Linked DNA regions of Homo sapiens: region 2 is linked to region 1. Evidence: read pairs that join two places in POLR2A ChIA-PET (ENCODE). Cell type or tissue: Caco-2. All regions are shown on one strand.

The links. Peaks named below come from ENCODE experiments on the same cell type or tissue, not always from the same donor. Only the 100,000 strongest peaks of a DNase experiment are listed, where the experiment ranks them.
Region 2: POLR2A ChIA-PET joins it to region 1 with 6 read pairs; 5 of 35 experiments call an interaction of 5 or more read pairs at or near these places.

The regions. Positions count from the first base shown.
Region 1 is chr6:26,501,379-26,503,878 of GRCh38, forward strand. BTN1A1 (butyrophilin subfamily 1 member A1) reads left to right here. Exons shown (of 8, transcript NM_001732.3): 3 at 212-559. All of the region lies in intron 1 of LOC107986583 (a long non-coding RNA gene), which reads right to left. Among named protein-coding and RNA genes, the nearest start is that of BTN1A1, 2.3 kb to the left of the region's middle. RefSeq lists an enhancer at 214-343. In Caco-2, no CTCF peak of the experiment used is centred here; DNase peaks (open chromatin) are centred at 393 and 983; H3K4me3 peaks cover 1,135 bases.
Region 2 is chr6:26,320,818-26,323,317 of GRCh38, forward strand. TRR-TCG2-1 (tRNA-Arg (anticodon TCG) 2-1) reads left to right here and starts at 2,001; the gene lies at 2,001-2,073. It also overlaps the pseudogene H3C9P. RefSeq lists an enhancer at 1,431-1,620. In Caco-2, a CTCF peak has its summit at 1,442; DNase peaks (open chromatin) are centred at 1,444, 2,024 and 2,284; H3K4me3 peaks cover 1,532 bases.

The DNA.
Region 1 (2,500 bases):
TCTCTCTGGGCTGCATAGTTGAAATATATCAATAAATGTAAAATAAACAATCCCACTTGGCTCTCCCTGGAGACCTCCACTGGATCCAGACAAACTCAGCTGTCAAAGGAGTAAGAGAGCGCGGGGCACTGCGCTTTGGCGGGAATCTGGTCGGTGTCTGTCCGTAGTTCCCATCTCCACATCCCGTCTGATCCCGCTCGTTTTTCGGCAGCTCCCTTTGACGTGATTGGACCCCCGGAGCCCATCCTGGCCGTTGTGGGTGAGGACGCCGAGCTGCCCTGTCGCCTGTCTCCGAACGCGAGCGCCGAGCACTTGGAGCTACGCTGGTTCCGAAAGAAGGTTTCGCCGGCCGTGCTGGTGCATAGGGACGGGCGCGAGCAGGAAGCCGAGCAGATGCCCGAGTACCGCGGGCGGGCGACGCTGGTCCAGGACGGCATCGCCAAGGGGCGCGTGGCCTTGAGGATCCGTGGCGTCAGAGTCTCTGACGACGGGGAGTACACGTGCTTTTTCAGGGAGGATGGAAGCTACGAAGAAGCCCTGGTGCATCTGAAGGTGGCTGGTGAGTAGACGGGTTTTGACTTTCTCCGACGACTCCCCTGCTGTATACACTTTCGTATGGATCAGTTACTTTGGAAACCATCAGATTCATTCTCAAAATCTCTTTTAGGTTGATGTCGCCGGGGAGGGACGACTATCTGGGCGGGAGGCGAGGGGGGGTAAAAGAATTTACCAAGACAGTTGTAAAGAAAGGCAGATTTACTTTTAAAAGTATGAAAATACTTTTCGAGGAGGCAAAAGGCAGGATCAGCAAAAGAGAAGCTGACTGCCAGGAAACAAAGGCTTGCTGGATAATTTATAGAATAGTTTTTATGCTGTCTGTTGAAGATGGCTTTGTGCAGTATCTATAAGGCAAAGGTTGCAGTGAGCTAACTTGCAGGTGTTTGGTGATAGTTGGACACAGGAAGGATGACTGTGAGTTATTTGCACAGGAGGGCTGTGTACTGGACCATGAAGAAAGGCAGACTTGCAGCTTATCTGCCTTATCTCTTTGTTTTCCCCTGATTAGGACTCCACAGCTAGAAGGTACTGAAGGTCCTACAGTAGGAAATCAGTGAGAAAGGGTTTTGAGTTGAACATGGAGAGAACAGTGCAATGTCTTTATTGTAGAACTTTATTTCAATTATCTCCAGCCCTTTTTCAATAATAGGGTAAGCATTTCTTCATGAAATAATTAAATACATATAAGAGTTATATAACATTCTTTTATACAAGTACACCATAATTTACTTCATCGAGTCCCTGAATTGTACATTTAAATTGTATTTCTCACCATTACACATCTTATGGCTGTGGTGAGCATACCACACACTTTAAGGCTGGCTTATGGATTAGTTTCTAAAGACTGACATCCTAAGATTAGAGAGCATGGCGGTTTGTCACATTCCTGATTCATATAGAAAAGATTCTGTTCTTGTTCCCTTTTTTGCTTCAAGCCAGAATTCAAAGGGAAACAATAAAGAAAATAATAAGCTTTGAGGAGGAAAGTACGCATTGAGGTCTGACTTTCTCAATTCCTAGTGAATGACATCAAGCAAATCTCTTTCTGATTTTTACTGTAAAACTGAGGATGTTTTTATCTAAGATTATTTTTCAAGAATAAAATAGTCTGGGACCAGTGGCCAACTCCTATAATCTCAGCGCTTTGGGAAGCAGAGGCAGGAGGATCTCTTGAGCCAAGAAATTCAAGGTTACAGTAAGCTGATGGTTGCCACTGCACTCCAGCCTGGACAATAGAGTGTGCTGTCAAAAAAAGAAAAAAAAAAAGTGGGATGTGGTGTCTCACGCCTGTAATCCCAGCATTTTGGGAGGCCAAGGCGGGTGACTCACTTTTGATCAGGATATTCAAGACCAGCCTGGCCAACATGGCAAAACCCCATCTCTACTAAAAATACAAAAAGAAATTAGCTGGGTCATACCTGTAATCCCAGCTACTCAAGGAAAATCGCTTGAACCTGGGAGGCAGAGGTTGCAGTGAGCTGAGACTGCACTACTGCACTCCAGCCTGGGCAACAGAGTGAGACTCGTCTCTAACAAAAAAAAAAAGAATAAAATAAAATTAGACAATATATGAGAAATGACCTCGCCAATTCTAAAAACATTATAGACTTATTAGATACTATACTGTGCCTTAAACTGATCTAAAACATATAATATACAAACATATTGCCTTTCACATATATATCATATATGTATATATTATCTAAATCTATATGCATATATTATATATATATATACATAGATATATATTCAAGTAAATATAAAGTTTGAAAAATACTTGGGTGAAATGTGGGTCCCTGCTTCACAACAGGGTCCCCCAGTTGCAGCATCATGTATAATTCAAATTTTGACATTTTGTTTTTAGGGAAGAAGTATCTTAAAGCTTGATTATAAAAACATAGAAATTTGATGGCATAAAATGTGTTACCTTTTATGAGTGGCA
Region 2 (2,500 bases), 180 kb before region 1:
TTTAAGGGGGTTGGAGGAAGGCTAAATTCATTTCACACAGGTAGTTTCCAGACGAAGCTGTACTGACAATATCCGAGCCTGGCATAGGGAAAAGGGATAGGAATGGGGGCTCCATGGTGAACATCTACTGTCTCTTTGCTTTTCCCACTCCTGGTTTAGGATTTAGCTTTCTCAGGGCTCTCAAAATCAGCGACTCCTCAATCAGCTTTCCAGATGACAAAATTTTGTTTCTGTTATCTCCTCTCCCTATTTGGATGTATATTTTAGTGCTGTTTGAGTGAGATCTGCGGAGTATGCAAAAGTAAATTCTTGTGTTTAACCCTCGATCTTTACCTGGAAGCATCGTAAGGCAGCGGTGGTTCCCTGCATGTGGAAAGCAGTCTGGTTCTGCCTTTGCCTCTCCAGCTCTCAACTCAAACATTCCTTTCTCATCGTGGCCTTTCTCTCTGCCAATCAAAAGATAAAGCACTCGATCAGTAGTTATTGAAGTACCATATTCCTGCCCTTGGCAGTTATCTAGTTGAAATTTCACAGTTTTTTTATATAGTTTAATATATTTTAATAGCAAACTTACAGGAACAGCACAGAAGACAGACAACATTAAAAACATGTATTTCCATATAGGACAACTCAGAAAAGTATAGTGAATGGATGAAATCTCAGAAAAGTATAGTGAATGAATGATAAAGATGCTACAACACCATTTAGTTTCCGTCAATAAGAAATTTACTTGTTTAAAAAAAAAACAAATGCTGGCATTGTCCAGAAAAATTTAACAGATTTATTTATAATTATTATAAAGTTGAACCGCTGAAACTTGTTCACTGAAACATTTTAACTTGCATTAAGGCTGTACGTTTCCGCATTTATATTAAAAATTCACACCCAAATGAAAATGGAAAAACTGCCAATACCTGATTTCTGTCCCCTATTTTTCCACTCGCAATCATATACCTAGGTACCTTTTGACCCCATGGGAAAAAAAATAACGTTCAGAACTACCAATAACAGGAAGAAGATAATTTTTTTAATGAAATTTTTCCCATCATGGTGGATTCTTAAGCACGTTCTCCACGTATGCGGCGTGCTAGCTGGATGTCTTTTGGCATAATTGTTACACGTTTGGCATGGATAGCCCACAGGTTGTTGTCTTCAAAAAGGCCAACCAGATAGGCCTCACTTGCAAAGCAACTATAGCTGCTCTCTGGAAGCGCAGATCTGTTTTAAAAGTCCTGAGCAATTTCTCGCACCAGACGCTGGAAGGGAAGTTTGCGAATCAGAAGTTCAGCGGACTTCTGATAACGTCTAATTTCACGGAGTGCCACAGTACCAGGCCTGTAACGATGAGGTTTCTTCACCCCTCCAGTAGTGGGAGCACTCTTGCGAGAGGCTTTTGTAGCCAGTTGCTTCCCGGGTGCTTTGCCACCGGTCGATTTGCCGGTCGATTTGCGGGCAGTCGGCTTTCTACGAGCCGTGGTATAGAGACCTCCTTACTTACCCCGCTTCTCCTTTGGCTGGAGCTCGGCGAGCGAGAGGCGGCGCTGGGCTGGCGTTGGAGAGCGACGGCAGGACGGCTGCGGCTACGAACACAATTGCAGTATTTTTTTTTTTTGACAGAGTCTCGCACTGTAGCCCCGGCTGGAGTCTGGAGTGCAGCGGCACGCAGGCGCCCGCCACCACGCCCAGCTAATTTTTGTATTTTTAGTAGAGACGGGGGTTTCTCTGTTTTGGCCAGACTGGTCTCGAACTCCCGACCTCGTGATTCGCCTGCCTCGGCCTCCCAAAGTGCTGGGATTACAGGCGTGAGCCACCGCGCCCGGCCATTAGATTTTTTTTTACCATTAGATTAAACTTCGTCTTTCCCCAACCAGGCTGTAAGTTTTTTTCAGGGGTTGGAAATTCCTTGGTTTACAACAATGATTTCACTATACTTGGTACATTTACAGCTCATAGGGAGGAGATTATTTTCCATCAAAAAATAGTTCTGATTTGTAACCCGGGACCACGTGGCCTAATGGATAAGGCGTCTGACTTCGGATCAGAAGATTGAGGGTTCGAATCCCTCCGTGGTTATTTGAGATACTGACTAGTCTGGTGTTATTTTCCTTCCTCAAAGCTGGTAATCAGAAATGTACTTCTTTCCATTTACTTCACTAAGTTATCTTCATTGTAGATCCCTTCCTTCACATCCCTTGCCTTTGCTCTGTACTTAGTCTGTTTATCCTCTCTCTCTCCACCATAATGCCATACAGTCCATCTTCTGGGCCTGCGCTACTCAAAATTTGGTCCAGTCCCTGAACCAGTAACATAACCTGGGAGCTTCTTAAAAATGACAACTTTTCGAGGCCGACCTCCCTTGCTAGTCCGCACTACACTTGACCTACCTAGAATCGCTGTGTGTAGGCTCTAGGATTCTGGGTTTTAACCAAGCTATCCAAGTGGTTCGTTTGCACACTCGAATGTGAGAACCATTTACAGACCTTACAGGCTGTAGAATGCA